Regions from separate parts of the Homo sapiens genome. Here all the other regions are linked to region 3. The links are chromatin loops, found by intact Hi-C in ENCODE. Cell type or tissue: PC-3. All regions are shown on one strand. Links, peaks and the distances in the headings refer to the core of each region. The heading gives the core; the rest is flanking DNA.

The links. A loop is a pair of places that touch in the nucleus more often than their neighbours do. Peaks named below come from ENCODE experiments on the same cell type or tissue, not always from the same donor. Only the 100,000 strongest peaks of a DNase experiment are listed, where the experiment ranks them.
Region 1: a loop joins it to region 3, with 4 times the contacts of the local background. A loop is called at or near these places in 1 of 110 quality-filtered maps.
Region 2: it touches region 3 in a loop (5-fold over the local background); 1 of 110 quality-filtered maps calls a loop at or near these places.
Region 4: it touches region 3 in a loop (3-fold over the local background); 1 of 110 quality-filtered maps calls a loop at or near these places.

The regions. Positions count from the first base shown.
Region 1 is chr5:89,752,653-89,758,372 of GRCh38, forward strand. The region is part of intron 1 of LINC02161 (long intergenic non-protein coding RNA 2161); the gene reads left to right. Among named protein-coding and RNA genes, the nearest start is that of LINC02161, 170 kb to the left of the region's middle. RefSeq lists silencers at 4,417-4,617, 5,627-5,720. In PC-3, for the core only: no CTCF peak of the experiment used is centred there; a DNase peak (open chromatin) is centred at 2,609; H3K27ac peaks cover 720 bases.
Region 2 is chr5:90,383,797-90,389,516 of GRCh38, forward strand. No RefSeq gene overlaps it. Among named protein-coding and RNA genes, the nearest start is that of CETN3, 23 kb to the right of the region's middle. In PC-3, for the core only: a CTCF peak has its summit at 2,513 (motif pointing left); no DNase peak of the experiment used is centred there.
Region 3 is chr5:89,926,140-89,931,859 of GRCh38, forward strand. The region is part of intron 2 of LOC102724637 (a long non-coding RNA gene); the gene reads left to right. Among named protein-coding and RNA genes, the nearest start is that of MIR3660, 88 kb to the right of the region's middle. In PC-3, for the core only: a CTCF peak has its summit at 3,235; a DNase peak (open chromatin) is centred at 4,792; H3K4me3 peaks cover 424 bases; H3K27ac peaks cover 795 bases.
Region 4 is chr5:89,854,548-89,860,267 of GRCh38, forward strand. No RefSeq gene overlaps it. Among named protein-coding and RNA genes, the nearest start is that of MIR3660, 160 kb to the right of the region's middle. In PC-3, for the core only: no CTCF peak of the experiment used is centred there; a DNase peak (open chromatin) is centred at 3,474; H3K4me3 peaks cover 517 bases; H3K27ac peaks cover 1,584 bases.

The sequences.
Region 1 (5,720 bases), core at 721-4,720, 170 kb before region 3:
TAAGTGTTTTTCTTAAGGCACATTATTCGGTTTTGCTAGCTAGAATTAAGACACCTCCACTATTTTAGAGAATTCTTTTGATTGTGAGGAAAGGAAGCCTACTATTCAGACCACTTCAAGAAAAAGTAAGCAGAATCAGGAAGCCATTAAAGACCAAAATATCTCTAGAGCCTGGCTCGTGTTGGTTATCTCTTTCTCTTTCTCATTTCCACATATTCTTACTTTCATAGTTTCTTAGATTCTGTCTCTAGAAATTATCTAATGTCTTTCCTCCTCTGCTTACTTAGAGCCTCTGGTCCTTTACTATTTATTTTATTTGAGCATGTTCTCATGAATTTTACAAAGAACCAGCTCTTCTTTTACACCAGGAGTGACAGTTGAGGGAAAAAAATTATTAGAATATAGTATGCAAAAATAGGCAACAGTAACAGCTCATGTAAGTCTTCATTGCCCTCAAGGAGACTTTCTAGGTCATTTCTTGGGTATCTGACTTGTATATCGATTGTGTAAAAAATGTAAAATGTAAGATTTGGAATAATCATCATGGCACTCTTGCCAGAGAAGTGGTAGACCATAACTGAGACACCAAAATATGTAGGATGCAATAAGATTTACTTTAAGTATTTAATGAGATGTTTTAGTTGATTGAAATTGTATATTTATCTGTAAAATGTATTGATTCCTTTTGGTTAAATTATTGATAAGACTTAACAGTGTTTCCAGCATTATGCTTATAATTAAGGAGTCAAATTCTCCACAATGCTACATAAATCACATGAATGTACGTATTACCCATTTCAATGTGATCTCAAAACACTAAAATAATATGCTTTATACCAAGAGTTTGCTGCATATATTTGGATAATTTTATATGATATCATGTTATTATATGCTGAATCTTGTTTTATCCATTTCACTTGTGCTTGTATAGAGGACACAGTTTGTCTGTAGCCAGGTTTATTTTTATTCAGCTGCTGCTCATTCACTACTACAGTTCACAAATAGAAACAGATGCTTCCATGTGAACTTTCTGAGCAAAAGGGTGGAAACATTGAAATATCCCCAAAAGTAAGTGATTGTCATGGCATAATTATGACAGGCACAATAAAGTAAGACTTAGATAGAAGCAAAGCCTAATGCCACCCAAATGTCCTAATGGCACCCCAATGTATTATACTAATGCTACGAAGGAAAACAAGCTCTTTATGAAATGCCTTCTGCTTCTGGTGGCTTTAGGAAAAATGACTTCCTTTAATAGTTGTAAGCATTTTATCTTGTATTAGTCAAGTCATGAGGTCTGTTCAATAATTTTCCATTTCTCTTCTTTCAAGGCACAAGGTAAAAGTATTCATCTACCAAACTTTGGGTTAGACAATATCATGTGTAATGTGGGTTAGTTAATATCATGTGGCTTGCTTTAGGCTAAAGAAATGTGGGAAGTGATGAATTTTCCTCCAGATAAAAGCTTTAGAAGCCATAAAATAATTCACCTTGTATATTTTTTTCTGCATTCTTAGTTATCAACATGTGTATTGAGCTAAATACTCCGTTAGTCAGATCTTGGAGCAATTATGATTAACAGAGCCCCCAGTGAACCTGAAGACTCTTGGTTCACCTTGTTGAACATGTATAAATTAGAAATAAACTTTTATGTAATCCACTGAGATTTTAAGCTTTGGTTAGTGTTGTTATGACAGCATTATATGGACTACCTGAAACACACAGCATGACCTCATACATATCACCTCAAGGACACTCACCCAACAAAATGGAAAGAAATTGTCTTAAAAACAAAGAATCCTTAGAGTATTAAATTGAAAAGTTAAAGGAATATCCTGGGATGACAGGTATTGCAAAGGTATTTCAGAAATGGGAAAACTTTCTACTTTTGAAAATATTCTTAATCTTTCCAAATAAAAAGCATTAAAAAATTTGTTCATTATTTGAGAGTTCCTAGTACGTAAAATTCTAATTTCTTACTAGTGACCTTGAATGCTGAAACCCACCTACTTCATGACTCTGACTCTTGGGTGCACTTACATTTGGCTTGAACCAATAATCAGACTTAAATACAAATAAATAATTTATAAATGTGTACATAGCAAAAGATTATAAACTACTACTCAGATATTTCTTTTCAGTATGACTGCTAACATATTAGATATTTATCTAAGAACCTATCTTGTTCCTTTTACAATGCCAACATAACAATGCTCTGGTAGAGTCCCCTCCACCAGTTGTGGAAGGGTCATATTCATCAACTCAAAGAATACTGGATTCTAGCAATGCTAGGTACTAATGACCAATCAGTCCCTCACCCCCTCAAAATCTAGGCAATTTCTTAGACTTTCAAAGTAGAACTCATGCACGTTCTAACAATTAAATATGAGTTTCAAAGTATCATAGCATATTTTATAATCAAATTAGCTGTTCTGTGCTGGATAAGAACACTGTAAAACACTGTTTATTAGAGTAATAAACCAAGAGTAAGATATCTGTAAAGCAAAGACATCAAATGCCTCTGACCAGATAGTCTTTGGAATGTACATGAGTCTTGCCACCTACTTTGAGTCATATAGAGCAAAGGTAGTTACCATTTTTACATGCGCTGATGAGATTATTACTCATTTTTTCTGCTACAGGAATGTAATAAACCGAGTGTTTATGTCACCCAAATTTCATGTGTTGGAACCTAACTCCAAGATGATGGTAATAGAAAGTGGAGCCTTTGGGAGGTGATTAGGTCATGAAGACAGGGCCCTCATGATTGGAGTTATTGCCCTTATTAGAGAGCCCCCAGCATGCTATCTCATCCCTTCCACCATGTGAAGAGGCAGCAAGAAGGTAGGTTCTCACCAGACACCAAGTCTACTGGTGTCTTGATCTTGAACTTCCCAACCTCCAGGATTGTGAGAAGTAAATATTTGTTGCTAATAAGCCACCCAGTTTTTGTTGCTTTGTTATAGCAACCTAAATATTTCAAGATGTAGAGTGCTGCAGGTAAATTCTAAAACTAACATACAGATAATTTTCAAATAGAATATTCATCCATTTTCCTTCATTATTTGTACATCTTCAGAAGGCCATCAGGTGGTTATGCAGCCCATTTTAACTCTTAATTATGGCAATCTTTAAAGCTTTCTCTGCTCATTTTAACGTGGACATACTGATTTTGATTTTTTGAATGATCCTAAGTAATGCTTCAAATTAACAATACATTTTTATTGCAATCTCCCAGGGTAGATTGTTGCAAATCTTCCTTCCCTACCCTCAGACTTAAACTAGAACAAGTAAATTTTTATTACATTATTTTCACTGGTCATGTAGTCAGTGAATTTAATTTGTAGTGCATTAAATCATTGAATGAAAACGGATTAGTGAGAGTATGTTAAAAAAATTCCAGGTTGTGGATTACTATCTCCCATCTCCAAAAAACCAATTAAGCTCTTTTTCTATAGGTAAATTATCTATGTACTATGCTGAACTCTGAAGAAAATGATACTTTTAATGAAATGCAAAGAAATCACGGTATAAAATATAGTTCTAAAACTCTGAGAGCTCAAAGTCTTATTTGTAAATCAAGGATTGAACTTGATTATCATATCTTTGCCAAATATCCTAGATTTGGTAAAAAGCCCTATCTTATTATAATTTCTTTTAATGTGATTTCTAATAATTTAAACAGTGTAACATCATACATAATACATGTCAATATACTGTGCCAATATAGGATGTGATATAGCTATACTCCTCTTTTATATTTAAGATGTATGAACTCAATACATCCTGTTATCCAATGCAGCCAGGAAGACATTTGTGAGAAAAGTTAACTCAGTAACTCAGTACTCCTTCTTTCAAAAAAAAAAATGTTTTTTTGGGGTTTTGAGAATATTACCAAACTCTGATCACATTATTTTAAATATATCTACCTAGGCAGGAAAAAAAAATAGCAATTAAAAGCAAAAAGGGGTTTTATTATAATAAATGCGTTAAAGGTCAAAATAGTGAATAAAGAAAATAGTAAATGGCAACAATTGAGAAGACCTATATAGAAATAATTGGTACACATATTGTTGACTTTTAAATAAAATAATAATAAATATAGTAATACTGATAATAATGGAAAGAAGTGTCCAGTCTTACTAGGAACTTATTGTGCTTCTGTGGGAAAAACCTAAACACATCATAATCAAAATTTTAACAAGACTTCAAACCTTCAAAATGCTTTAAAGGAAGCTGCTCCATTTCCCCCTTTTAAAAAAGAAATTTAAAAATGTGAAAGCTTAGAAAAAAACAAAATATAGGCTGGCAGGAAGATATTCCATCTTGTTGGGTCTCTGAAACAGCGGAGGACTGAACACTTGTAAACACGGTACCTTGAGCAATAGTTGCCTTATGGCTTGTAGTTTGAGGCCAAGAATAGCACGATAAACTTAGAATGTGTTTATCTCTTGGCAGCTTCATTTTACTTGCAAGCTGGGAGGGACAAAGACCAACAATTTTCCACCTACAAAGTGCATCTAAACTGGCAGGCAGCTCAGTGAGTAAGTCAACTTGAGCCTCCGGATCACAGCCACTCTCAAAGACAGATGGACAGTTTTGGAAAGGGGGATGATTCAGCCAATATCTCAAGGCGTTTGTGGTTACAATGTTCTGGAGTTGGGGTGGTTGGGGGTAAGCTTTAATTTGGAGACTTCACATATGTTTAGTGCTATTTTAAGAGACAAGCGTTATGTGTGCAAATTTTTATAATTCCATGTTCATTGCTAGCTGAAAACAGGTAGGAAGGTGGCAGCATTTTGAGAACCTGTGTTTTATTTCCAAGATAGAGATAGCTAAACAATATTTCCAAATACTGTTTTATTCTGTTATTTTTGTTTTACTTCTGTCATAATAGTAAAGCATTGTATTTGCTTTATTTAATGGCTTAATGTCAATTGTTTAATGACTGATTATAAACCCAATAGACTTTTATGTTTTATTTTCAAATTGCTTAATTTAGGATTAGCATTAATTATATAAAGTGTGGTTAGTAAAAGACTAGCTCAGATGCTGCAATTTTGAAGACCCAGCAAGGGATCTTCTTGATAAAAGGTTCGAGATATCTGCTGAAGTTGTGTTATTTGTGTATTGGGGGTGTTATGTTTCAAATTATGGAGATATTTTGAGATCATAAAATAGAATTCTTATTTTAAACTACTAGATTCATTTTTTTTCGCTTTCAAGACATCCTCTTCTGCTTCAATACATAGATATTTGCCTAACATTATTCTGAAATAATAATGCTTAGAAAGTACACATAAAATCTTTCAGTATTGGGAGAGCTCATTTTATGAATAGAGTATGGTTCCGATTTAGTAATAAATTGGGAAGAAATTATTTATATTATCACCAAGAATAAAGAATGATCCTGCTCCTTTTCATAAAAACTGTGATCAAACAGAAAATACAAAATAATGTCAGAACAGAAATGAAATCTTACCAGCTGTTTGTTCAACTCAAGAATTTCTGCTTGAAATTTGTTTCATGTGGACTAAGATAAAATAATTTTTCCTGCTTTTTTTACATGTTATTAAAAAGTAGATTTGTGAAGAGAAAAGGCAATGGCCAAAGCAATAGATACTTAGACATGTCAGAAATAGATTCTAAGTAGTTCTGTGAATGACTCACCATGATTTCTTCCAGACAGTGGCAAATTAACATATTTTACACCCAGAGCA
Region 2 (5,720 bases), core at 966-4,965, 460 kb after region 3:
CCACCCTACCACCACTACTCTTCTTGATGCATGTCAATCCAGAGAGGTTTTGTTCTATCTGCTTTGGAGACTAACCCCATCAAGTTGGGTAAAGGCAGTTGCCCACCTGTACAATTGGGGATTTATTTAATGGCCTCTTAAGGAAACTTTCAACCAATCTTCCTATTTTTAGCCCCATTTTCAATCTCATTTTCAGAGGTACCTGGAAATGCCAATTCCTGAACCTTCTGGATATTCTGCAGTGTAAAAGTTTCTCAGCTTTTCCCAAGTCAGCAACAAAGAATTTGGCTTTCTAAGTTTGCTGAGTCAATATTATTCATTCATCTGCCTTCTAGCTTCCAAAATTTTTGCTATTTCTTTCTCCTCCATTCTTTTTGTCCTTGTGGGTATGTACCTTTTTAAAAATATCCCTTTACTGTCATCTTAGGGAGTAAAAGTATACGTGTCTACTTAAACTCGACTTACACATTTTCTCTTTCCCTCTCTCTCATTCTCTCTCACACACACTTTTTAAAATATAGGTAGAATATTCTAGCAAAAGAAAATAAGTGTCTTTCCTACCCCTGTCTGTCACCAGTTGCCTCTTTGCCTCCAATCCCAAGCAGGTAATCACTTTTATTAGTTCTCTATGTGTTCTTCAAGAGTTTCTTTATGTATATAAAATGAAATATAAATATATATTCTTATTCCTCCTTTTTTACACAAATAGATTACTATAAGACTGTTCTGCATTTTGCCATTTTCATCTAATATTGCTTGAAGCTCTTTGCATATCAGTATAGACCTCTTGCTCATTCTTTTTAACAGCTGTATAGTATTCCAATTATTTAGCCTCCCAACAAGGGACATTTGATTTGTTTCCAATTTTCGCTATAAAAAACCTATAATGAATAGTCTTAAACATAAACAATTTTGCATGTGTACAAGTATATCCATAGGCTAAATTCCAAGAGATCTGTTAGATCATGTGGTGTAGTTATTTGTAATGTTACCAATTGCCCTCTGTGGGAGTTGTACCAATTTGTAATGCCAGCAGTGAAAGGATTCTGGTTTATTTCCCCTCCTCCTTGCATTTAACAGAGTATATTACAAAAATAATTGAATAAGTAAAAGTGGTACCTCGGTGTACTTTAATTTTGCATTTCATTAATATGAGTGATTTCATATGTCTAATGTAAATTTTTATTTCATTATTATTGAACTTTATTCAGTTCTTCATAAGGTAGAGTTAATAATTTTATTTGGAGAAAAAAGTAGTGTGTGTGTTTATGTTTGTATGTGTGTGTACATGTAACCAAAAGTTCAAAGGCATCATTACAACCTTGCTTGGCCAAATGTATAATTGCAGTATATATATTTAAAAATCTCTTGCTACATCTAAAGTATGGTATTATGTAGGTTGGTGTTTATTCAGGACAAGGAAAATTATCCAAATAAGTTATTTAGAACAAGGAATTTATCACGCAGAAGAATATGTCTGGGATAGAAGGCCCATTAACACTCAAATTATGAGTTCACTAATCTGGTCTAGGTTGAGGAAGTATGTCAAGAACAATAGCTTGCTCATATCTGAGATGTGTTAAAATTAACTGTGTGTTTAATAATATTGGGCTTAGAATCATATGGTAGAAAACATTACATTAACTGAGTAACGTAATCATTCTCAGCGTCAATTTCCTGATCTGAGAAATGGACATGGTAATATCTGTCCCACAGTGTTGGTAAACTTTCTTCACCACTGACACCCATTAATATAAATCACTTCTAATCAATGAACTCAGAAAGGAGGTAGTCATATAAGTCAGATAAAAACATCTAGAATTTAGAAAATTATACAGCTCTCAGAAAGAGAATATTTGAACCGTAAAAAATAAGGAATATTAAGATATATATGACTATAAATAAATAAAATAGCACTTGATGCTAAGAAAGCATGCATAATCTCAAAGCAGAAAATAGAATGTCTCACAACTAGAAGTGAGGCAAAAGGATAGATTTACTAACTTTGTGATTATAGAACTTACCTATTTTGTAATTATAAATAGTATAGTATGAAAATGTTTCATAAAAACTATAAGCCTTTAAATCCCAGACAAAAGCCAGTGGAGTAGGGGATAAGACATACTGAATTCGCAAAATTTAGGAAGATATGTTTTCATGAAAAAGAGTTTTCTCTGCTTTCTTTAGGTAATCTTGTAGATATATTAAACAGAAATTCTTCTCAAATAAAGACTGAATTTATATTTTCACTTAATAGTTTATTCTACTTTTAAAAAGCTTAACTAACAAATCAAGAAAACCTCATATTTTGTTTATTTTTCTATTTTAATTACTAGATATAATGTAAAAATAAAATTATACCACAAGAAATACCATTATGTGGAATATAAAAAGCACTTTTTTTCAAATAGGTGTATACACTTAAAAAATAAAACTATAATATCATGTAACTGTTGTGTAAAACAAATGTTCTTCCTCAGATTCATTTTTTTGTTGCAGCAATAGGTCCCCCTGGTGGAGATTGAAAATATATTTTGTTCTATTTTTCTCTTTCCAAGTCACTATCTTAATTTGAGTAATTAAGTGCCATTCTTCCTTGAATAAATGAATAAAGAAGGAGTTTAGAAGGCCTGTGAATTGACTGTCATCCCTTCTGCAGGTGAATTTGTACCTAGTAACATTCATAATTGCAGGAATCAAACCCTTCTGCCTAGAAAGAACATTCCCCAAAACATAAAGTCTTAGTTGATAGAGACTAACAAAATTAAATATGCAAAATAATGAAGCTTTTAAAAATCACATTCATAGATTATAAGAGTCTAGTTAATGATTCCTCTTATTGGTCTATATATATATTCCTGTATACAAGGCAAATGTCTCCTTAGCTGGGAAAGAACAATCGTTGTTCATTGAAGACTCACAAGACAATTACCATATGGAAATACCATGAGATACATACACCCTTCATTGTTGGGTTACATGAGGTGATACCTTAACAAGTGATATATAATGGAAGGAAAAAGTGTGTCAACTTCTATGCATGAATAAAACAGGAGTTCTTAAAGTGAGACCAGAACCATGTGTTCCCATTCAGTTCTACCAGTGGATGCCCACCCAGAAGCATAATCAACTTGGAACAATATGGAACCCAGATTTCATTCCATACTCTCTTGAAAATGAAAGTTCCAGCAGTGTCAGCCTGGGGCAAAAACTGAAATTTAGATGATACTATCTTTTTGTAACTGTTTCCCACACTGTAGAGGTCCCGGAGATCCCAGAACATCCAAGATCCGATTATAGAGCTGCAAATCTCTTGAACCTATAGGTCAATAACCACTCCATGAGTCCTTTCTCTGGCATCAGCGTCCCACTGCCGCTCACCATTTCCCTGTGACTCCTGTACATTTCCCCTACATAAGCCCTAAATCTCTGGTTTCCCTGAGGCTTAAGAACAACTAAGCAGCTATTGATATGGATGGTGTATTCCTCAACACTGAATTCATCAGAATCCTGAGCAATGTTTTTAGATGGTCAAACACTACAGCAATCTTAATCTCTTTAATTTCATGTTTCTTGATTTTTTTCAGTAAGTAAGTAGTATATGGAGTATGTCATTGAACCAATAAAGAGTATGTGAATTAATTTACACTTCAGAAAACCTCTACATCCATACTGTAAGCTGTATTCTAAATTAAGCTCTCCTTTACCTCTAGGCCCTCATGCACCTTTTATTTCATCCTGGGTTCCTAGAACAAATTTCTTGATTATATAGGAGCAATTTGACTGGTCTGTAGACTAACAATATTAAAGTACAGCAGATGTCTAGCGTTTTCCCTCCCCTGTAGTGCTGGGAAGGTCTCCTTTGGGTTCTCAACCCTACTTTAACCAGACATGCCTCTCGTTAACTCAGCACTTCTCTAATCTCGTGGGAGACAAGGGGGAGAAGGTGAGAGCAAAAGTGGTAAACAGCAGCAATTACTTGGTTGGGAGATGAGCCTTGTCCAGGTCTCTGCTATGTTTAATATGGTTGATCTGAACACTCCTCCATCTGACCCCAAATAACTGAAGTTGACTGCATTTGTCTCTTCTTATTTCTATATAGTTTGTGATCTGTTATTTCTAATTTAATAATCTTACTGAATTTGTGTTGGAGAAGTGTGCTACAATCCTTTTTTGGAAAAAAAAAAGATGTTACATAAAGTATAAATAAAATAGAAACTAAGAACTCTTTTAAAAAGATTTGCCTTTTCTATCTCTTTTTCACATGAATTAACTCTTTAGACCCTAATAGCTGCCAGCAATCAAGTTTAGCTTTTTGAAAATAATTTTTAAAAACCTTTGACTTTAATATAACTTAGGTAGAACTATAAACCATGATTTTTAAGCTGATTTCAACCAAATGTTAATAGCATATATTTTATCCATGCTCCCTAAGAATACATTTCCTCCAAATGGACTGAACACTGCCTTGCTCACCTGTTTATGAATACTCCAAAGAAACTAATCTGAGTTTAGAATTTACCCCCAAGCAGTATCCTAGCTAGCTAGGTTTGGGTACAACCAACAGCTCCTTAGAGGCCCTCAAGACCCCAGAACTTCCAGGATCAGATTGTAGAACTATAAGCACTTGGGCCCATAGGCCAATAATTCAAACTACAGAAGAAGCATAACTATAACAATTAATTTTAATATAACTTTGCAATTCACAAAACATTTTCACAAACATAATGTCATTTAATTTTTCCCCAAACGACATGAAATAGACTGTTAATTTTCTAGTTTTTAAAAATCTTTCCCAGTTTTTTTTCTTGTATCTTTGCTACAGTAGTGAAATCAACCAATTAGATATAAACAAAGTTTTCTTTCACAAGGAAAATTCTTAGAATCCAAATCTTGCTTCTCCCTCTTTGAAAGAGTTATTTTGTTTTTATTGCCAGTGTTGAAAAACATCCCACTATCCCTTGGACTTAGATTAGCAACAATTATCTCCCAGCAAGACTGGTATAGAAAGTCTCCTGGAAAGCTCAGTTTTGGCTAGCTACTCAGATTTAATGGAACATTTTAAATCTTAATAGAAAAAGGAAAATGTAATCTTGCTGAAAGTATGGTTATATCTACCTGTTTGGTAGAAACCTTAAATGTATAAACTTTCAAAACAATCAAAATGTATATTTTCTTAAAAAATAAGCCAACCCCAAACCTTTAACCTGCTGTTAAATTTAAGGAGGTCCTAAATGGTAGGAAATATAATTTGAAAATATTTTTGTCACTTAACATTTAGTTTATGTATATTGAGTGGTCTTTAAAAAGCTACGTATCAGAAATAGGCTTCCATCAATAAGTCTCTAGTATTTATGCTCTACAACAGTACACGTTTCCATGCTGTCAAACGTACATGGACTTTTGGAAGACCCTGGGGATAGGCAGTCTAGGTAACACCATACAGTGAAAATGATCGCCCTTTTCAGAGAGCACAGTGGTGTGTTAGGCAAATGTTACAAGCATATTAAATCAGAAATGTTGGACTCCGGGGATTCTATTATCTCTTATTTATTTTATTATAGAATAAAGAAAACCTATTTTAAAATATCCTTAATTAAGTATAAAATGGAAGTAACCCTGCTGATGTTTGATTCTATAAAATGTTAGTAATATTCCTAAAATCATCATATAATGAAAATATATTTTACATAGTCTCAGAATAGCACAAGACATATGGG
Region 3 (5,720 bases), core at 1,033-5,032:
TAGCATCATAAATCAGTAGTTCTGCTATACACTAACAGTGACCAAGCTGAGAATCAAAACCAGAACTCAACCCCTTTCACAAACCTGCAAAAATAATTAATTAACTACTTATGGATATACCTAATCAGGGACATGAAAGACCTCTACAAGGAAAACTATAAGATACTGCTTAAAGAAATCATAGATGACACAAACAAATGGAAACACAGCCCATGCTCATGGATGGGTAGAATCAACATTGTGAAAATGACCATACTGCCAAAAGCAATCTACAAATTCAATGCAATTCCTATCAAAATACCATTATGATTCTTCACAGAACCAGAAAAACGAATCCTAAAATTAATATGGAACCAAAAAAGAGCCTGCATAGCCAAAGCAAGACTAAGCAAAAAGAACAAATTTGGAGGCATCACAATACCCGACTTCAAACTCTACTATAAAGGCCATAGTCACCAAAACAGCATGGTGCTGGTATAAAAATAGGCACATGGACCAATGGAACAGAATAGAGAACACAGAAAGAAAGCCAAATACTTACAGCCAACTGATTTTTGACAAAGAAAACAAAAACAAAGTGCAGAAAGAACACCTTATTCAACAAATGGTGCCAGAATAATTGGCAAGCCACACATAGGAGAATGAAACTGGATCCTCATCTCTCACCTTATACAAAAATCAACCCAAGATGATCAAAGAGTTAAATCTAAGAGTTGAAACCATAAAGATTATAGAAGATAACATTGGAAAAACCCCTCTACATATAGGCTTGGGCAAAAAGTTCGTGACAAAGAATCCAAAAGCAAATGTAACAAAAACAAAGGTAAACAGATGGGACTTAATTAAACTAAAAAGTATCTGCACAGCAAAAGAAATAGTCAGCAGAGTAAACAGACTACCCACAGAGTGGGAGAAAATCTTCACAATCTATACATCTGACAAAGGACTAATATCCAGAATCTACAAATAACTCAAACAATCAGCAAGAAATAAAATTTAAAAAAAATCTTATCAAAAAGTAGGCAAGGACTTGAATAGACAATTCTCAAAAGAAGATACACAAATGGCCAACAAGCATATGGAAAAATGTTCAACATCACTAATTATCAGGGAAATGCAAATCACAACCACAATATGATACCATCTCACTCCTATAAGAATGGCCATAATAAAAAAATTAAAAAATAATAGATGTTGGTGGGGATGCAGTAACAAGGGAACACTTTTACACTGTTGGTGGGAATGTAAACTAGTACAACCACTATAGAAAACACTGTGAAGATTCCCTAAAGAACTAAAAATAGATCTACCATTTAATCCAGCAATCCCACTAGTAGTTATCTACCCAGAGGAAAAGAAGCCATTATACAAAAAAGATATCTGCCCACGCATGTTTATAGCTGCACAATTTGCAACTGCAAAAATATGGAACCAGCCCAAATACCCATCAATCAATGAGTGGATAAAGAAAATGTGATATATATATATAGATATAGATATATAGATAGATAGATGCATAGATAGATAGATAGATAGATAGATAGATAGATAGATAGATATATGTATATATAATGGAATACTACTCAGCCATAAAGGGGAATGAAATAATGGCATTCACAGCAACCTGGATGGAACTGGAGACTATTATTATAAGTGAAGTAACTCAGGAATGGAAAACCAAACATTGTACGTTCTCACTCACATGTGGGAGTTAAGCTATGAGGGTGCAAAGGCATAAGAATGATACAATGGACTTTGGAGACTCGAAGGGAAAGGTGGGGGTGGCAAGGGATAAAAGACTACACATTGGGTACAGTGGACACTGCTGGCGTGATGGGTTCATCAAAATCTCAGGAATCGCCATTAAAGAAATTATTCATGAAACCAAACACCATCTGTTCCCCAAAAAGCTATTGAATTTAGAGAAAAAAATAAAGATTTTCATAGGTTAATATTCCTGAGTCTCTGACCTCTTCCATGTAAACACAACCATACAAAAATTGGGGTTTCTTGTAATCTTATGTGCCCCAAACTTTTCTAAACCACTTAATTATATTGCTACCCAAGAAATATTATGGTACATTGTAACATTAATTTTAACCATTAAAGTTACCTACAATTTTTAATTATATATCTACTTCCATCTCCTCAATTGGATTAGAGACTCCTAGAAGAGCCACATTGATATCCCCTTTAAATCCTAGTGTTATTTGCCACGGTAGGTTTTCATAAATTTTTAGAATGAATCAATAGCATGTGTTTATTTAGCAAGGAATTACTGTGTACCTACTATGCCCTGGGACTTTTCCACCCCTACCCGCTGATATAGGTATATTACTTTGAATAATATAAACAAAATATCTCCTCATGGAATTTTACATCCTATTGAGCAAAATTGGTAGATTAAAAATAAGCACATAGTAGTTAAGTTATATAAGGAAAATAAAAGAGAGAGGTGTGATAGCAATAACTTCTGTGCGAGAAGAGCTCCTCCAGTTAGCATGGTTAAAGAAGGTTTTCTTAAGAAGTGATGCTTATACTTAGAAATCAAGAACAAGGAGGAAGGGTATAGTGGAAGGAAGAAATAGCAAGTATAGAGTTCCTGAGGTAGGAAACAGAAAGAAATTTGTTAAAGAAAGAGGCAGAGGGGACTGGCAAGTTGGGTTCTATAAGATGCAACCTCAGAGGAAGGCATAGGAGATCAGGCTGAAGTGTCTGACCATTCTGCCACATGTTTGGGAACCAGCTGCCTAATTTGCAAACCTCAGTATAAAAACAAAATGTGGTGCCCCTTTGTTCAAAAATAACTGGGGGAAAATGAAGTTAAAAGTACTAAAATGTAACCCATTTTGCTTTACTTCTCAATCTCATTTTTAACCCTATACTTCAAATTGCTTTCAACTCAGTATTGTCTCACTATAAAGATGGAGTTTTTCCAATAATGCAATCCTCTCCTGCTTCTTCTTCTCCTCCTTCAGTGAATTACCATGTCTCTTATATTCTGTCATTCACAAGTATAGGAGTGATCAACAATTCTGAAATACCAATCTCCTTTAAAAAAAGTGCCCATCTTGTTTATATTTAGTTACTTCTAGAAGAACTATACTTCAAATTGCTTGAAATGTCTTTTTTAATTTGCTATTTAATATCTCACTCCTTCAGGCACAAGGATACTTGCTAGGCAAGCTGCACATAGGGACAGCGAGTTGCCATGACCTCTCCCAAAACACAAGGGGGTGTAAGTGTCCAAACCCTGATCTTTCCATGCCCCTGGTCCTCTCGGGGACTGATATAATGTAAATTCTGTTATTCAGAAAGACTGCAATATTCCATTGCAATATTATCACTTGCAATGGAAATACTGGGTTGTAGTGAAGGTAAGATCTTGAAGAGTCAAACACAAATGAAAGTACTTGAAACATACTTAAGAAGATACAATAAAACTAAAATAATTATGTAGCTTTTTTTTTTTTTACTTAAAGGTAATATTGCATCAATCATAGATCTAGAGATAGTCAAGACAGAGCTGATGAACCTCTTCCTATTCTTTCATTTTTTAAAAAAATAAATTTCTAGTTAAATTCCAAGATTTCTGTCTAAGCCACAATGTTTTCACTCAACATTTAATGCACGACCCTTTTGTGACAGGCACATACCTGAATACATTAACTCCAAAACTGAAATGTGGACCACAATATAACTAAAATTTATCTTTCATACAGTACAGTCTTTTTAGAATGAAAGTTTCATATTCCCCATGAAACAGGACTTTTAAATTCAGCATTTTTCAATGTCCCAAGTACTGCTTTATTTTAACACTCTAAACCTTAAGACAGAAGTGTTATTATTCTGCATTAGTAGATGAGGTAACCAAAGACCAGAGCTCTTAAGCAATTCCTAGAGTTGCACAGTGGGAGACTGAGCTTTCAACTCAGTATTGTCTCGCTATAAAGATGGAGTTTTTCCAATAATGCAATGCTCTCCTTCTTCTTCTTCTCCTTCAGTGAATTACCATGTCTCTTATATTCTCTCATTCACAAGTATAGGAGTGATCAACAATTCTGAAATATCAATCTCCTTAAAAAAAGTGCCCATCTTGTTTATATTTAGTTACTTCTAGAAGAACTATACTTCAAATTGCTTGAAATGTCTACAAGAAATTTTGAGTGTGATGTTAGTAAACAGCAATCCTTGCACATATCACTGGCTGTAAATATGAACCATAAATTCCTCACTTAAACATATAAAATCAAGCATGGAATTAGGTTATTCAAAGAGGCAAGTCTGTGACAATATTATTTACTATCTTATTTGCAAGGATCACATCTTCTAAAAACTAACTGTTGTATGTTTGTCTTTAAAGAGGTCTATAGATAAAGGCAGTGATTTTCTGAATACATCAAAACCCTCATAGCATTCCTGAGGATCTACTGATTAACCCAGTAGGATATTAATTATGAACACATCTGCCATTCTTACTTTTTGTTCTTTTCCTTTAAATAGGAGTGGAGTAATTCAGACATGTGTGTATGATTAGGTGTAGCTAGCAGTGCATGATGAGCTAGATTTAGATACATTTATGAAGCATCAAATACAATGAAACAGTTTACTGGAAAACAAAACTTGTACTGGAGATTGGAACTCTTAAAGCAGGAGAAAGTTGTTTTTAAAAAAGCTTAACCTTAAATAAAACACATATGTGGTGGGTGAATGTGAAAGAATATACAGCTTCATTGTTTCTCGAGAACAAAAGTATTTATAGTTCTTCCGCTTTGTGACTCATCTCTCTGCTGTAAAATATTTGGGCTATTACTCATAATTACAAAAAAGGCATCGAAGAGAATGGCTTGACGTTAGTGCAAAGGACAAGGTGAACAAACTGGCATTTTATTTGTGACATTCTCATTTATAAGAAGTTGGACAATCTGTTTTTTGACTGCTTTCTTTCTCTGCAAAAATGACTATAATATAGCACTTAAAATAAATGATAATTCATGTGCCTCTAATCTAAAACGATCAAAACAGGCAAGATGCAAACAAGACACAGAGAGTGCAAAGAATGCAGCATACTGCAATAAATTCCCCTTATATTTATTTAACAATAAATATGCAAATTTGAGATAATTATGAAGACATGTGCTTTGAGGAGCAGAGAGACTACTCAAAAGGTATTTTGTTCAATCATCCTTTTTCTTTTGAGCTAAGATGAGAACCAGAAGGAAACAGATATAATAACAAAAATGGAGTAAGTATTGATCATGGATGAGAAGACTGAGATAATATAAAACCTCTAACTCAAAAAGCATTTTTTTCTGGTAGATGAAACTAAGTGATTCTAAATAATAACTTATTAGTAGAAAACAATTAATTTTATAGCCTTTTAATGGTCCTTTTAAGGGAGTAGTACACTCCAAAGTGAAGTTAATCCTCCACAACGATATTAGTTTTTCTTAAAGAAAATGCTAATTAATAAATAGTTGCTCTGAACCATTTAAAGAATAGAGAAAAAATGTCAAAATGTTACTAACTTCCCGGGAACACAATTTTAATATTGTTTTTCATGAGAATTACAGATTTTTGCATTACTTACTCTTGACTACAATGAGTATTGCATTTGATCAATTATATTTCTAATATTTTGCCATTAATTTTTTCCTCTTCCAGAAAGATGGTATTTAGCCAAATTCTTAGACTTCCTATTCATTCTAAAGGACAAGCTT
Region 4 (5,720 bases), core at 1,208-5,207, 71 kb before region 3:
CATGTCAATAGAAAAATATGTTGAAACAGTTTTGTTTGGTGGTTTTAAAAATAGAAATTTATACATAAAAGAATAAAGATAAGATGGTATTAAGATATGAATGATATGCATGGTTCTGAAGTTAAAATATACTTTACCTTTACATTTACACATTTTTCTCTTTCCTATGAAACTTAACATTGAAATACATTCCAGAATACATAAGCCACACCACACCTAATTTCACTAAACCTATATTTACACATTGCAAATGTTTTCCTTTTGTCTTCTTTGAATTTATTAAAGAAGACATCATATAATGCCAGTAGACCATTGTTAGCTAGTGGTATTGAAAACCAGAATTTCAAAAGTATTCTTCTAGAGACATTTATAATGAAGAGTGGTCAGGTTTAGTAATCCACAGTAAGATTAAGCTAGTGCCCCTTAAAGGACATGTTTTATTCTAGTAAAATCATAATTTCTAGCAATATAGAATACAACTTCCATGTTCTAATCTAAAAATGAAGGCATATGGTAGAGCAGAAAGAGAGTATGATAAGGAGTTAGGAGTCATGAACTGTGGCCCTGGGAGAGTTAGTAAATCACTTAACTATGACATTAACCCAGACACTTAATATCTCCTGTTTGGTAGGACCACCTCACAAATGCATCTATTGTTGCATTGAATTTTGATAGCGTATACTCAATATTTGTTGAAAAAAAGAATGATCAAATTAGTCTATTTGGATCTCTGCTTCCAGAAATATAGAAGATACTACTACTACTGAACGCTCTGTTGTGTTTGTGTACGTTTGATTCTGGATTGAAAATGATTCAGTAAAGATAGAACCTCATTATATTGTTCCCTCTAACATTTTGAGATGGTTTATACCTCTTTCAGTTTTCTAAACCAGCAGGTATCTAGACCCTAAAAAACTACCTGCAGTGTAATGGTTAATGGTAACTTGAGTGGGATGTGATAATAGAATCCTAGGTAATTAATCTGTACTTCCTTTACTATTTCTCAAATTTTTGTTACACTGCAATGCATTTACACTCCTGATTCAGAACTTCAAGTTCTACTCCTACTGTGAAGAAAAAAAAAAAGTGCATAAGCTATCTTGGGATTTTCAAAATGCTGTGCATCTTGTGCCTGTACAAATCATAAGACTCTTTGTCTGCACCTCATGTAACTTGCATCAAAAAGTAGAAGTTCTTCTCTGAAGTTTTAAAGACACGTTAACATGCATATGCTTAAAAGAAAACGATCCATGAATTACTGAATTTTCCAACATGCAATCTTGCCCAGCCTTGGCTCTCAATTCTTTCAAAACTCTTTGCTTTCCTGATATAAACGCCATGTGCTGGTTTCATTCATGGCCGAGCAAAGGTTTCGCCCAACTTTATAATGGTTTGCATTGACTTCAGATGAGATTGCCTCTGCCAGAGTAGCTTAAAAAATGTTTATGTTGATATAACTCAAGCCCAGGCACCATTTCTCCTCATTTTCCTTTCAATGTGCTTTTCAAAAATTATGGCATATGTCTGCCTGAAAGTCGGAAACATTTTTGACAATAACTTGGAACTTTCTCTAACCTAATACACTAGATTTAAAGTGAATTATACCGCCATAGGTTGACATGGAGCCATTTTAATAGCAGGTAGTTGACCTGAGAACTCCAAAGCAATTGCTTACATATTGAATTATCTTATAGCACAAGACAGCAAAAGCTATGGTTGGCAGAGTAATTGGTAATTATGTTTTTAAAGGAAGTACACCCATGTTGTCCAGTTAAAAGATGGAAATATAGAATAGTAAGGTTTAAAATCTTAGACAATTATTTAAAAAGAAAAAATAGAATAATAAAACGCAATACAGGACTAATGAATGTAGACCAATGTGAAATGTTTTTAAAGCCCTCACTTTTTCACATGGGGAAAAAAATGTTTCCTTTTGTTTGCAAATTTTTTAAGTTTAAATAGGTAATCTCAAATATTTCAATAAATCTGCAACTTTAGATTCAAACTTAACACATGTCTACTAAATGAAATATACCGGAGAAAGTAAAGATTTTTCTTGACAATAAAACAAATTGGTTTATCATAAAGTGGTAAGCAAAATGATATAGACCTTGTAAAAGTGCTGCAGGAATTCCAAATGTAAAGTGTTATGTCTCTGATTTTTATCTTTTTTCCTATGATGGAATTTTATATGACATAAAATTTTATATGTTAATTTTAATTAACATCTTGTTCCAAGAGACCAACAATGGATAGGTTGGCCCTGCTTTCTTACTCCTGGAAATAACAAACAAGTGGAAGAAAAAGATCCTGGTCAGAATTTGTTCCTTTGGTTGTAATTTCTGGGAGACATCTAGAACATCACAGACAGGTGTGATTTTGAAACACAATTTTCTAGTAAATTGGTTGGCTCAAGATGTTAGTAAAAATATACACATAAGGGAAAAATGCTGGAATTTGGAATTCCATATTTTTCTATATAACATAATTTGGATCAGCTACTTGAGGCCTTCCCCCAATGCTAACCAGAAGTTTCTAAATTTGTACTGTACCACAGATTTGAGGATTCCAGGCTATCTATGAGATTTGGGACAACACAAGCAAAGGTATTTTGTTTTATTTTAATATCTCAAAATGGAATTGGAGAGATAAACCATACAAAAAAAAAAAAGCATTAAGGGACAAGGCAGAGGCAATACATAACTGTTTTTGGTGCCAGAATTCCAGTTTAGTAGTTATAGTTCCCTTTGATCCTGTGATAACTTCTAAAAAGGTAAAGATCTTTCTCAAAGTTGACTGCTGGGAGTCAAAATGGTACAACCACTGATTGGTGATGCTTCCCAAAAATGCACATATTTATACCTAAGGTCCAGTGATTATTCTTCTCAATGACCCAGCAATTCTATCTCCTAGTTGTATACTCAGAAAATGTATACATATCTGCACCAAAGACATGTACAAAAGCCTTCACAGCAGGTCTATTCATTACAGCCTCCAAACAAGGTGAAATAATACAAACATATGATCAATTGTGGTGTATTTCTGCAATGGAACACTATAGGACAATGAGAATGAATTATCATTTTTAGCTAAAAAGATCCATTCTAATATTATTTCATCAGTTATGATGTTTGACAAAACTTACTTGATATAAAAAGTAAGTTTTGTTTTATTTAAATTCTTATCAAAATGTGTAGTAAAAGTCATTGTTCACTATTCCTCTATGCTTACTTTGGTAAATTATTCATATAGTGACAAAAAATAAAAAGGATCAGTTGGACACAGACGGTAAATTACAAACTCTTTATCCTGATGTATTGTGGCTTAAAAACATTCGTATTAAAAATATACATGCATAGCTCCGAGATATTGTGGGTTTAATTTCAGACCACTGCAGTAAAGCAAATATTGCAGTAAAGTGAGTCACATTTTTCTTTTTAGCTTTCCAGTGCATATGAAAGTTGTGTTTACAGTATGTAGTATACTATTAAGTATGCTATAGTGTTACGTCTAAACAAACAATGTACACACCTTTATTTAAAAATACTTTATTGCTAAAAAATACTAACAATCATCTGAGCCTTCAGTGAGTCACAGTCGTTTTGGTTGTGGAGGGGTCTTTCCTCCAAGTTGATGGTACTGACTGATTAGGGTGGTGGTAGCCGAAGGTTGGGATGGCTGTGGTGATTTTTTAAAATAAGACAACAAGGAAGTCTGCTGCATTCATTGACTCTTTCATGAAATATTTTTCTGTGGCATGTGATGCTGTTTGATAGTAGTTTACTCCCAGTAGATCTTCTTTCAAAATTGGAATCAGTCCTCTCAAAGCCTGCCGCTGCTTTTTTTTTTTTTTTTTTTAGACGGAGTCTTGCTCTGTCGCCCATGCTGGAGTGCAGTGGCGCAGTCTCGGCTCACTGCAAGCTCCGCCTCCCGGGTTCATGCCATTCTCCTGCCTCAGCCTCCCGAGTAGCTGGGACTACAGGCACCCACCACCACACCTGGCTAATTTTTTGTATTTTTAGTAGAGATGGGGTTTCACCATGTTAGCCAGGATGGTCTCAATCTCCTGACCTTGTGATCCGCCCCCCTAGGCCTCCCAAAGTGCTGGGATTACAGGCTTGAGCCCCTGTGCCGGGCCTGCCACTGCTTTATCAACTAAGTTTATGTAATGTTCTCAATCCTTTGTTGTCATTTCAGCAATGTTCATAGCATCTTCACATGGAGTAGGCGTCATCTCATCCGTAAAAAGCTACTTCTTTAAGTTTTATCACACAATTGCAGCAATTTGGTCACATCTTCAGATTCCACTTCCAGTTCTATTTCTCTTTCTACTTCGACCACATCTGCAGTTACTTCCTCCTCTGAAGTCATAAACTCCTCCAGGTCATCCACGAAGGTTGGAGTCAACTTCCCCCAAACTCCTGTTCATGTTGATAATTTGACCTCCTCTCATGAATCCCAAATGTTCTTAATGGCATCTAGAATCATGAATTCTTTCCAGAATGTTTTCGATTCACTTTACCCAGATCCATCATAGGAATCAGTGTCTCTGGCAGTTAGAACCTTACAAAATGTATGTCTTAAATAATAAGATTTGAAAGTCAAAATTACTCCTTGATCAATGAGCTACAGAATGGGTGGAATAGGTGTTGTGTTAGCAGGCTTAAAAACAGCATTCATCTTCTTGGATATCTCCATCAGACCTTTAGGGTAAACAGGTATATTGTCAAGAAATCTTATTTTCTGAGCTGTAGGTCTCAATAGTGGGCTTAAAATATTCAGTAAACAATGCTGTAAACAGATGTACTGTCATCCAGGCTTTGTTATTCCATTTACAGAGCATGAGTAGAGTAGATTCATCAAAATTCTTAAGGGCCTTAGAATTTTCAGAATGGTAAATGGGCATTGGCTTCAATTTAAATTCACCAGCTTCATTAGCTCTCCACAAGAAAGGCACCCTATTTTTTGAAGCTCTGAAGCCAGGCATTGACTTCTCTCATGCTATAAAAGTTCTAGATGACATCTTCTGCCAATAGCAGGATGTTTTGTCTACATTGAGAATCTGTTGTTTAGTGTAGCCATCTTTATCAATGATCTTAGCTATATCTTCTGGGTAACTTCCTGCAACCTCTACATCAGTGCTTGTTGCTTCACATTACACTTTTATGTTTAAGATGGCTTCTTTCATTAAACCTCATGAACCAGCATCTGGTAGCTTTAAACTTTTCTTCTGCAACTTCCTCACTTCTCTCAGCCTTCAGATAACTGAAGAGAGGTAATGCCTGTGGATTAAGCTTTGACTTAAAGGAATGTCATGGCTGGCTTGATCTATCCAGACCATTCAAACTTCCTCCATATCAGCAGTAAGTCTCTGTCCCTTTCTTATTATTCATGTGTTCACTAAAGTAGCATTTTCAATGTCCTTTAAGAATTCTTCCTTTGTATTCATAACTTGGCTAACTCTTAGGCACAAGAAGCCTAGCTTTCAGTCTATCTCAGCTTTTGACATTATTTCTTCACTAAGCTTAATCATTTCTAGCTTATTTAAAGTGAGAGATGTGTGACTCTTCCTTTCACTTGAACACTTAGAGGCCATTATTATTGGCCTAATTTTAATATTTTTATGTCTTGGGGAATAGTGAGGCCCTAGGAGAGGAAGAGAGATGGGAGAATGGCCAGATGGTGGAGTAGTCAGAAGACACATATTTATTGATTACATA